Linked DNA regions of Mus musculus: regions 2 and 3 are each linked to region 1. A link is a contact called in ENCODE Hi-C or POLR2A ChIA-PET data. All regions are on one chromosome and are shown on one strand. Each heading gives the region's core, a stretch centred on a gene start or an enhancer-like site at or near the end of the contact. The rest is flanking DNA. Distances are from core to core; before and after follow the strand shown.

The links. A loop is a pair of places that touch in the nucleus more often than their neighbours do. ChIA-PET counts read pairs that join two places held with the same protein, here RNA polymerase II (POLR2A).
Region 2: POLR2A ChIA-PET joins it to region 1 with 18 read pairs in Patski. The contact joins the promoter of Dok1 here to the promoter of Pcgf1 in region 1. A Hi-C loop is called at or near these places in 1 of 37 maps with a recorded cell type or tissue (left cerebral cortex). POLR2A ChIA-PET finds 5 or more read pairs at or near these places in 3 of 5 experiments (Patski and embryonic stem cell).
Region 3: a loop to region 1 is called in a map of T-helper 2 cell, with 2.0 times the contacts of the local background. The contact joins the promoter of Wbp1 here to the promoter of Pcgf1 in region 1. A Hi-C loop is called at or near these places in 3 of 37 maps with a recorded cell type or tissue (T-helper 17 cell, T-helper 2 cell and adrenal gland). POLR2A ChIA-PET finds 5 or more read pairs at or near these places in 4 of 5 experiments (Patski and embryonic stem cell).

The regions. Positions count from the first base shown.
Region 1 is chr6:83,076,413-83,079,958 of GRCm38, forward strand. Pcgf1 (polycomb group ring finger 1) reads left to right here and starts at 1,978. Exons shown (of 9, transcript NM_197992.1): 1 at 1,978-2,066; 2 at 2,483-2,588; 3 at 2,704-2,856; 4 at 3,022-3,093; 5 at 3,228-3,333; 6 at 3,510-3,543. The coding sequence starts at 2,010.
Region 2 is chr6:83,031,511-83,035,056 of GRCm38, forward strand. It overlaps Dok1 (docking protein 1), which reads right to left and starts at 1,961. Exons shown (of 5, transcript NM_010070.4): 1 at 1,861-1,961; 2 at 1,257-1,556; 3 at 1,025-1,118; 4 at 721-905; 5 at 1-550. The coding sequence starts at 1,920. It overlaps Loxl3 (lysyl oxidase-like 3), which reads left to right and starts at 2,695. Exons shown (of 14, transcript NM_013586.5): 1 at 2,695-2,779.
Region 3 is chr6:83,119,593-83,123,138 of GRCm38, forward strand. Wbp1 (WW domain binding protein 1) reads right to left here and starts at 1,869. Exons shown (of 5, transcript NM_016757.2): 1 at 1,611-1,869; 2 at 1,180-1,284; 3 at 593-695; 4 at 276-452; 5 at 1-128. The coding sequence starts at 1,679. It overlaps Ino80b (INO80 complex subunit B), which reads right to left. Exons shown (of 5, transcript NM_023547.2): 5 at 2,173-2,772. The coding sequence ends at 2,236.

The DNA of each region.
Region 1 (3,546 bases), core at 728-3,227:
CTCAAGAGATCTACTGCCTCTGCCCTGCCTGTTAGAATTAAAGGTGTGTGTCACCATACTTGGCTCCACAATTTTTTCAATGTTATGATTTACTTATTGTTTTTGTTGATTTTGAGACAGTCTTAAGTGTCTAGGTTAGCCTCAAATTTGCTATGTAGCCTAGGATGGCCCTGCACTCCTGATCCCCTAAGCTTGTGCCATTTTTTTTTTTAACAGTTTTTTGTTTTTTTCGAGACAGGGTTTCTCTATAGCCCTAGCTATACAGTGCTGGGATTAAAGGTGTGCGCCACCATGCCCTGCTTTTTTTTTTTTTTTTTTTTTTTTTTCTTCTGAGACAGGGTTTCCCTGTGTAGCCCTGGATGTCCTGGAACTCACTCTGTAAACCAGGCTGGCCTTGAACTCAAAAAACCGGCTGCCTCTGCCTCCCAAGTGTTCGGATTAAAGGCGTGTGCCACCACTGCCCAGCTGGAACTCACTTTTAACAGTTTTCTTGAGGTCTAATTTATGATACGCTGCAAGTTGCAAGTATTTAAAGTGTATACTGTAATTGGTTTTGCCCCATGTACATGTCCACTAAACTAGCACCACCATCAACATGAGAAACACATCATCAAAAACGTGTGTTCTTTGTAACCTATGATCAGAATCACTTTGCCATGCTGTGGGAAGAAAGGTCTAAAGAGGGAACGATATAGACATGGGCAAGCAGTCAAGACCTGCAGTGGCTCAGAGGTGACTAGGTGGCCTGGGCCAGGAAGGTAAACCATAGCTGTATGTAGTCGATTAACAAGTCTTTAATACTTTCCTGACGCTTATGTACTACCACTTATGGGGTAACAGACATACACTCCTTTCTGTGAGGTTCCTGTTACCTTCAACCTAATTATTCCAGTTCTTTTAGACCCCATTCCTTCCATTGGGGCTCTCAATCCACACCTGTTTCTTTGGTCGTTCCTCTTCACACTGCCTTTTTTTTCTATTTCCATCACATTTATACCTCTCGTGCATCCATTTGTCAATCATGCCCACACAAGAGTCCCAATTTTCTCCAGAGAGCCTTTCAAGTTTCCGCCAGTCTCTCCCCTCTCACTCGAATCTCCAGTTGTACTCGATGCTAATAACGCTTCAGAGTAAATTTATTCTTTTAAAATTCCGCCGTAGGGACCCAGTGATGACAGTGTACCAGACCCGGGAACCCCTGTGTCCTCCCCAAGTGCGGGCCCGGGCCTATGCTACTGCAGGCACTCGCTGCCCAAGTCTCCTCGCTGTCAATCCTCCCCTCCTCCTTCGGCATCTGCTCTGCATTAGTCTGTCCCAGGCCTCCGCAGGCGCCGATGATTAAATCATCATCATTAGCCAGGGCCTATTCTCCCCATCCTCGGCAGCAGGGAGAGAGTGGGGAGTAAGAGCTCCCGGTTCCCCGGGGGGTCTCTCCCTCTCCACCCCGCCCAGGGCACCCTCTCCCAGACTTCGCGAGCCCGGAAAAAACTCCCGCGGCGCAGACGGGAGAAGGCCCGCGGCTGGGACGCAGCTCCGCAACGCGGACGCCGCAGCGGAGCAGGACTGCACTGTATAGAGAGGACCCCGGGTCGGAGGCGAGGTCGGGTCCCAGGACTCCCACACTCCGGAGCTGTAGCGGCGGGCGATAGCCCGGCTTCGGGGTCCCAGGGCACACAGGCTCTCTTAGCACAAGCTACCGAAGTTGATCCAGAGGTTGTGTGCGCGCCGTTGGAAGGACGCCCGTGGGAGCGTGCACCGCAGAGACCCTGCTTCACTCAACCCCCCTCCATAACGACCACCGATTGTTGGGGGGGCAGCGGGCTCAGGTGAGCACACGGGGAGCTAAAGAGGGGGCGAGGGCGGGGTGTGCCGGAAAACTAGCCAATCCGGAGAATGTGAGGCCCTCGTTGCTAGGAGACAAGTCCCGCCCCGCAGGCGGTACCGGAAGTGGCGGGCTGGGATCAGCCTTTAAGATGGCGTCTCCTCAGGGGGGCCAGATTGCGATCGCGATGAGGCTTCGGAACCAGCTCCAGTCAGTGTACAAGATGGACCCACTACGGAACGAGGTGCAGGGGCAGCGGGATGACTGCTGGGGTCCGTTAGCTGTGTGAACCCAAACGAAGGAGAGGACGGGTGGCGGCGGGATGGGCGCCCAGTGCGCTTGCGCAGCCACGGGGTGCGCGATACGCACGCGCGATTCTGGCCGAGTTGCCAAACGCTGGACTTGGACGCTTGCGCGTTGTGTCTCCGACAGCGTCTGGTCTCCCGAGGGAAAAAAGAGAGTCAGGCGGGTCCGCGAAAAGAGAGCACCCGCTGTGCGCGGAGCCCTCTGCTGGGCGAAGGGGGAGCTCACTCCCCCGTCTCTTCTCGGGGGCCAGACGACCCAGTCCAATAACAAACTGCTCTGTTGCTGGGAATTGCAGAAGGTGAGATGGGGTGGGCTTGCAAGACCAGTGGGGAGTGACTGAGGGTGTGTCCACAGGAGGAGGTCCGGGTGAAGATCAAAGACCTGAATGAACACATCGTTTGCTGCCTGTGCGCGGGCTACTTCGTGGATGCCACCACCATCACAGAGTGTCTCCACACCTGTGAGTGTCCCGGATCCTGTCTCTCCTCTTCCAAGCTGGCTGCCAGCCTCTGTGCTGCCTGTCCCATGTGTCGGGTTCCCAAGGGACCTGAGCATCTTCGTTTCTCCTCTTACAGTCTGCAAAAGTTGTATCGTGAAGTACCTGCAAACCAGCAAGTACTGCCCCATGTGCAACATCAAGATCCACGAGACGCAGCCGTTGCTCAATCTCAAACTGGATCGGGTCATGCAGGACATAGTGTATAAGCTAGTGCCAGGCTTGCAAGACAGTGAGTGGCCACCTTATATTTGTGGGGCCTCCTGACTCTAATGCTGGGTGGCACCTTGACGTTTTGTTCCCAACAGTTTTGTTGGGAATCAAAAAAATACAAAGATAAAGAGGTCAACAGCCAAAACAAAGAGAATTAATATGGCTGCCCTTCACCCCTCCTTAGGTGAAGAGAAACGGATTCGGGAATTCTATCAGTCCCGAGGCTTAGACAGAGTCTCCCAGCCCAGTGGTGAAGGTATGTCCTTGGTGCTCATTTGGGGGAGGGGGGCAATTAAAGCCCTCAGAGCATCTCTTTTGCCTGGTTTTGCTCTCTGGGGAGAAGAGGGTATGGAACCTGTACCAGCCTCCTCAATATCTACTTTTCCTCAGAGCCAGCCCTGAGCAACCTTGGCCTCCCCTTCAGCAGTTTTGACCACTCTAAAGCCCACTATTATCGATATGATGAACAGCTGAGCCTATGCCTGGAGCGGCTGAGGTGAGGGGCAGGTCAGAGGTTGCGTGAAGTGATACTACTGGTGACCCAGATGCTAAGGGACTTGGGGGGAAGGGTGAGGGAGTGTCTGCTCCCCTGAAGAAAGTGTGCTGTGGTGCTTGTGCTAGGTAGGAGACAAGAAAAGTGGAACCCTCTAACTTGTATCTGTTTCCATCCAGTTCTGGCAAAGACAAGAATAAAAATGTCCTTCAGGTG
Region 2 (3,546 bases), core at 711-3,210, 45 kb before region 1:
AGCCCTCTTCCTTCAGCCGAGCCTGGCACCACCATGCATCCCGAGGCTCCTGAGGCAGATCATAAAGGCCCCGGGGAGGGGCGGGGGCCAGGCCTTCAGGTTCATCATAGATGGGGTCCTCTTTGGAGTCTGTCAGCTTGGTTTTCAGTAACTGCTGCTGCACATGCCCATACAAATCCCAATAGAGAGGTTTCTTGGAATGCACCCCTTCCCCTGCCCCAGCAGGGGTGCTGCCCAGGGGGTCTGAATATACAGAGTCCTGAGAAGGGCCTGGAGGAATTCGCAAGGAGTCTAAAGGCTCCGCATATAGGGCTGGAGGGCTGCCCAGGGGGTCCTGGGGAACAGGAGGGGGAACTGTCTTCCCCTCTGTCTCCCCATCATGGGAGTCAGTTCTGAGGATATCCTGTGCCTGGCCCACCTTTCCTTGGGCTTTCTGCTGCTGGATGGCAGCCTCAACTGCCTGAAAGATGTCATTTCCCTGAGAAGTCTGGAAGGTGAAGGTCCCAGGGCCTGAGGGGCAGCGGCGACCAGCTTCAAAGGAGAACATTACCTGAGGGGGTGGGGGAAACACGTTAGGCGTGTCATAAAAAATGAGTCACAGGCCTGACCAAGTTACTGTATCTGCACAGAAGAGACCACCTGAGAATGGAATTGTCACCTACAGCTACTCAACCTGGTAGCCCTCCCTGACGGGTCATCCTCCCAGACAGCCCCATGCACCTTGTCCCGGCCATAGCGACGCAACAGAGTGTAGGGCCAGAAAAGGAGCGGCTCCAGGATTTGACTCTGCGCACCCAAAGTCAGGAGAGTCAGCTTCTCAGCTTCCACCCTCAGTATGTAGGAGCCTTGCAAGCCGCAGCGTTCAGAAGCCTCGGTCTTCTGCGAGGTTACCCAGAACTGGGATCCTGGAAGAACACATACGAAGGAGAAGGAGCGCTGGGGCAAGTTAGGGACTCGGTTGACTCCAATCACTAGCTCCCCAAGGGCACCTCTTCAACCCACTCCATTCCTGCCAGACATCTACCTTCCCAGGTGGGGCTGTACAGCGAATTCTCCAGCATCTCCAAGGCAGAAAACTTAGGTTGGTTCTCCGTCTGCGCCAAAGCCCAGCCGCCTTTCTGCAGAAAAGGGAACATGGAAGAATTATATATAATTCTCTTGGGTCTAGGGTAGGTGCAAGAAGTCCAGTGCCTCTATAATAGCTCCATCCTCGCAGTGTCCCTTAAGCCCAGAGATGCCCACCCCCAGTCACTCACCGGAAAGGCGGTTCTGCATAAAGTCTGCACCCAGGCGGTGCTGGATACGGCGTCCGCCGCCAGCAGGTGCGAGCGCTGTGCGGTGTCCAGGCGGAAGGCAACAGCGCCGGGCTCAGGGGGACTCTCCACAGTCACCGGCACCACGCTCACACATTCAGCCAGGCGTATCATCTTGCAGTCTAGACGGCGAGAGCCGCCTCGACCCCCTCTAGAGCTCGACCCCTTGTGATCAAAGAATTCCAGCCGCGCCACGCCGTGAGGACTGGCTGGGTAAAGCACAGCCCAAGTTTTCCTCCACCTCTGGGAAAGAACGAAAGACTCGAGAGTGCGCGGTGGTAGCACGCGCCCCACAAGGAAGAAGAGACCCATGAAGGCCGATCTGAGTCTGGGGCTTCCCAGGCTGAGCTACTTTCCCAAAGATAATGGCATCCCAAGACCGCACCAAGGAGGGCACAGCCCGAGACTTTTAAGGGAACGTCTTGGGGATCTACAATTGCCCGCGCGCCGTTCCGACCTTCTTCCGGCCCCTTCCCTCTTTCTGGATTCTTTCACCCACTTCTAGTCCAGAGGGGTTTCGCCATCCCCCACGCCACAAACAAACTACCTTGGTCCCGAAGCGCTGACTCTGCAGAAAAAGCGGACCCTCCATCACAGCCCCGTCCATGGCCCAGGCGATTCCTTCCGCGCTTCCTGGCCCGGAGGGCTGGGGGCGGGGCGGGGCGGGGCGAGGCTGCAGGGTGCCGGAGGCGTGCCCGCCCCTCCCCGGCCCCTGCGGCGGTGATGGGGGAGCGGAGGGCTTGGAGGAAAACGAGCCATCAGGAAGAACTCAGGGAGAGCTCACTAAAGCCTTTATCTTTAGTGGTGCACACAGTGGCACCACTCAGGGAAGCGGTGATCACCAACCAGGGGCCCTAGTGCCTGGGGGGTGGAAGCTGAGAGTGACGACATATGTTTAACGTGACATCAGAGTGAAGGCCGTGACATCACCTGCAGGCACCTCGGGGGCGCCATAATGACCAAGGGAGCCATCGGGACAATAGTTTTCTTTGTGGGACCTTTTCTCATGGCCCAGCCCGGGAATTGGACTGGACTGTTGTTGATACTCTGTCTAGTTGGGGATGTGGAGGAACGGCTACGGGCTGGAAAGCTTCCCGTTGCCACAGGGGCCGTCCTGCTGTCCCGAAACCGTTTGCAAGTCAAGCACCCTGAATACGGCTGCCGGGCCTCCAACCTGCGGGAAAAGAAAGCTTCATTGAGCCGGGAGGAGTGGGAGGGGGTGGCGTGGCTGCAGCCAGCTCCACAGGGGAGGGGAAGATCTAGAGGAGGGAACTGGCCTGGCCGGAATGGAGGGAGAAAGCGGAATGTGGGAGGGCTCTAGGGGACGTGGGAGGGACCAACGAAGAGGGGAGAGGAAGGGGGGGTCCAGTCTCCCCTGGCCGAACACTTTTTTTCTGAGAAGTCCTGAAAGTAATCTCCAGGACCAGGACTCTGCTTCCAGCCTCTGGAGTTGTGCCTAGTCGAAGGTAGGGGAGTTACTGCTGGCCAGCGGGAAGAGGAGTTGGGGATGGAGAGGATGGTGGACCAGGAGAAACGCTGATTTGGGATGGAGTCGGGAAAGCCAACCAACTGACAGTTTTATTATTGGTCAAGGAGCGAAACAGAAGAGTGGAAAGCTGAGCAAACTGTTGGGGATGGAGGCTTCAGGGTGCAATTTGCAGGCCCTACGCTGAACACCAGGGCTTCGGAGCCAAATGCCCCCAGAACAAAGCTGTCTTGTCTGAGTTGGGGGAAGCAATGGAGGGCCCCCCTTACTGTGGAGGACTGTTTTCAGCCTCGGATAGAGAAGGCCTGAGCTGGGGAGCTAGCCCTAGCTTCTGGTTGCCCAGTGACAGAAAAAGAGGTGTTCCAGGGAGCTTGGATAACTCCATACCAAACCCTGCCCAGCTTGAAGCCTAGGTCTCCTGGAGTCCCTGACCCTGCAGCATATTTGCCAGCCCATGTGCTAGGGAGGGTGGCAGAAGGTTCTCCTACTCCGGTTAGCCTCGGCCCTTCCTGCATGGGCATCTGCCCCCATAGGAAACTGAAGAGTCTTCTCATTCATAGTGCTGAGATTTCCAGGGCTGGGCTCCCAGGCTCCCCTTGCCTGTGATGCCATCTGTCTGTCTAACTGCATGGGTCTTGCTGTCATTTCTCCTGTGCCTGCACCTTGGCTTTTATTCCCTCTCCTCATGGTTTTTGCCTCTCTGTGTCATTCCCCATTACTCTGTGCTTTGGTTTTTTTGGTTTGATT
Region 3 (3,546 bases), core at 619-3,118, 43 kb after region 1:
AGAGCAGCGGGTGCATTCACTGGAAGTAGTCCAAGGGTAGCCTGGGCCCACAGTGTAAGGAGGTGGCGGTGTGCCTGGGTGGTGAACCACATCCTCGTAGGCTGGGGGTTTGAAGGCGCTGAGGAGGCCTGCAGGAGAGAGAACAGCATGGATGACTGAAGGACCTGAGCTACAAGAGTGCTCTGAAATGTCTGCCAGTGGAAGTGTGGGGTGGTTGAGGGTCCTGGCTTGGAAGGGGCTACTGGTTCTGCATCCAAGAGCTTCAGGTCACTCACGAAGGTCAAGCAGTGAACCGGTTGGAACAGGGCCAGCCCCGTGGCATGCCCCATGGTAAGCCAACAAGTTGATTTCACGCTGCCGCTGTTGCTGTTGCAGCCTGAGTTTAGCCCTTCGGTGGCGGAAGGCACAACAGCAGCTAAAGAGGATGAGGACAGTCCAAAGCAGCCAGAACCCTGCAGGAGGCAAAGAGGGCACAACTCAGACCACCACCCCAGACTCCAGCCCTAAGCAGAGAAGGGTCTTTGGTAGCTGAGTTCAGAAATCCAAGGGAGGATGGGCATGGAACCTGAGATGGATCCCTTTGAAGACTCACACCAGAGTTCATAGTAGTAGGTGCAGCAGCCAGTCTCCCCACAGCAATGACCAGTCTCACAGAGGTAGGGCTGGGTATTCACTCCTGGGCACAGCTCTCGAAGCTGGAGGCAAGGAGGCACTAAGAACCAGGGGCTTCTACCCAAGGCCCTGTCCACCCCCACCTCCTGCACGCACATACAGTCCCACCCACGAGCCGACCTAGCTTGGAAGGATGGCATGGGATGCTAAAAGGAGGGTCTATATGTAGGGCTATCAGTATGGAAGATTTAAAATGCCAGAAACTAGTGAGAAAGTAAAGTGTAAATACAGAGAAAGTGATATCAGTTCTTTAAACCCAATACTTTTCTCACAGAAGCCTGGCCCCAAGGGTGGTTTTTTGTAGGCTAATGTTTTAAAAGAAACAAAACATAGTGTGACAATGGGTAGGAATTTAAGGCCATTTCCAAAGCTAAAAAGCTTTCAACATCTCCCACCCCAAAGGTCTGCCTCCCACACCCCCAAGATGGTTTTTTTTTTCCACCCCTGGGTCTCAAGCTCCCTGGGGTAGAGGAGGCACAGTGTGAGACCCAGAGCAGTGCTCCCAACCAGATGGGATTGCTGTGGATGATAAAGGATGGTATCCAGGGCGCGAGTCTGGGTTCCAGCTCGTCTCCAAATTGCTCCCTCAAGAGAAGATGCTGCCGGACTCTGCTGTGACAATAGGCACAGAGAAAAACATCACAAATAACTGCTGCAAGACAGAGGGAACCTCCCTGGGGGTTTCACTACGCCTCTGGTAACTGGAGAGCCACTGCAGGCTTGCATTGCAACCATGAGATGGGGTCTAAGAGGGTGCAGGTAAAGTCAACTGCATCTACGTAATAAGTCTAGACAAAGAGTAGAATGGTCATGTTCAGGAACTTCAGAGTACCTTTGGCTCCATGAGCTCCTCCCCCACCCCGGACAGGAAGTGACAGGAAAGGGGAAAGAGAAATAAATGGCTGTAGTGAGATAAGCTTTTAGAGCTGCTGGGATACCTGCTGTTGCGGCGCCTGAAGTGACCCCCAGGCCTCTTCGCTGCTGTTCCTGCTGCTGGCCCGAGCCATGCCTCCACCTACAGACCCCTGAAGACCACAGCCTCCTCCACCGCCAGCTGCCCCGCCCCTGCCACCTCTGCCGCCACTTCCATGGTCCCTGCCCGGCCCATCGCCACCGGTGCCACCATCACTCCGCGGCCGGAGCTCCCGGCCGGGGAGAGCACCTCCAGAGGACACAGTTGCTCAGTCCAGCCAATCAGAATCGCTAACTAACAGATCAGCCAATAGGAACCGGTCACAGGTTTCTCCTTTTGCCCAATCCGCAGCGGCGCCTGTGCCGCTCTCCCAGACAACAAGAACTCACACAGACAAAGACAGGGGAAAGGCTCGACCAAATGCCTGACTGACAGCAACAATAGCCAGTACGGACAACAGAACAAGCTTTGACTTATCGGCCAATGAACGGCCGTTCAGCACAAAAATTTTCGCCGATTGGCTGAATGACTTTACACACTCAGGTTCAGACTCCGCCGGCTTCCCACTCCAGCAATTCGATACAAGCTGAGGCACTGTACGAAATTTAATAGGGTGGGGGAGACAGCAGGAATGTGGCGTGGGAGAGGTCTTAGGTGGCCAGGAGTGGGGACCCCGGGCCCTCGGGCCCTCCCAGCCGTAGCTGCAGGTTGATGCGGTAGCACTGTAGGCTGCAAAGGGCCTGGCCGGTGCGGGAGCAGGCATAACGACGCGGGTGGGGGCAGCCGGGGACAGAGCATCGTGGAGCGGGGCCCGATGGGGCAGGCCGCTGTGCCACCGCCGTGGGTGTGGGAACGCCGGGAGGAAAAGACAAGGTGGAGCCCTGTGCCCCGCTGCAGTAGCGCACCATGGGTGCAGGGGCCGGGGCAGCAGCCCGTCCTCCGCGCCGCTCGCCCCGCGCCGCCCCGCGCCCTCCACGCCCGCTAGGAGCGGCCGTCTTGGTGAGGCGCTCAATTGTCTGATTTTTGTGCTCCTCGGCCCTCCTCGCCGCCTGCAGCCGCCGCTTCCGTGCACGCTCCTCACGCTTCAGCAGCATCTCTTCGGTGAGGGCAGGGGCAGGGCAGCCCCCACCCACTGGCAGAGGCAGAGTCGGGGACGGCTGGCTCCGCGCCTTCTGGAGGAGGGCTCGCTGGGGAAAGAGACAGAGGATGTCTGAGAACCAAATGGCGAGGTTTTTGGGGTCACCCACCCCTATTTTCGTTTGTTTTTGTTTCGAGGCGGTCTCACTATATAACTTTGGCTGCCCTGTAAGTCACTATGTAGACCAGGCCAGCCTGGAGCTCACACTCTTGCCTCTGTTCCCTAGGTGCTGGGATCAAATGCTTGTGCCACTGTCCCCATCTTTAGGGACCCTTAATACCACACTTCTCTTCCCAGGGTTCCTGCCTCTCACTCAGGTCCAAAGGAGGAAACAAAAGTATGGTACCCTGCCTGCCCCTTGTGTAGGTTTTTGTTGTTGCTGTTATTTTAAATAGTATCTCAGGAAAAAACATCAACTTGGATTTGGCTCAAACCAAAAAGAATTACCCTGGATTCCTTTTTTCTCCCACTAAGTAGCTACTTCCGTCATACATCCAGGCTTCAGTGCAGGTTTCTCTATTCCTTTTACTACTTTCTTCTGGACTCGGGCCATCACCAGCTCTCCCAGTTTCCACACCCCATACCCCTCTCCCAGTTTATTGATTGATTGTGTCAGGCTATCTATATGTATTTTTAGATGCCTCGGAATTTGTAACCATCCTCCTGTCTCTCAAGCTCTGGGGCACAGGTCTGCGCCACGACAGCCTACACTTCAGCAGCTTCCTAAGGAAATTCCTTACCCCTACTAAGCTTCACAGCACATAATTGCCAAAGTAATTAAGCCAGCTATGTCACTTGTCAGTATATATCCCCCTGGGTGACC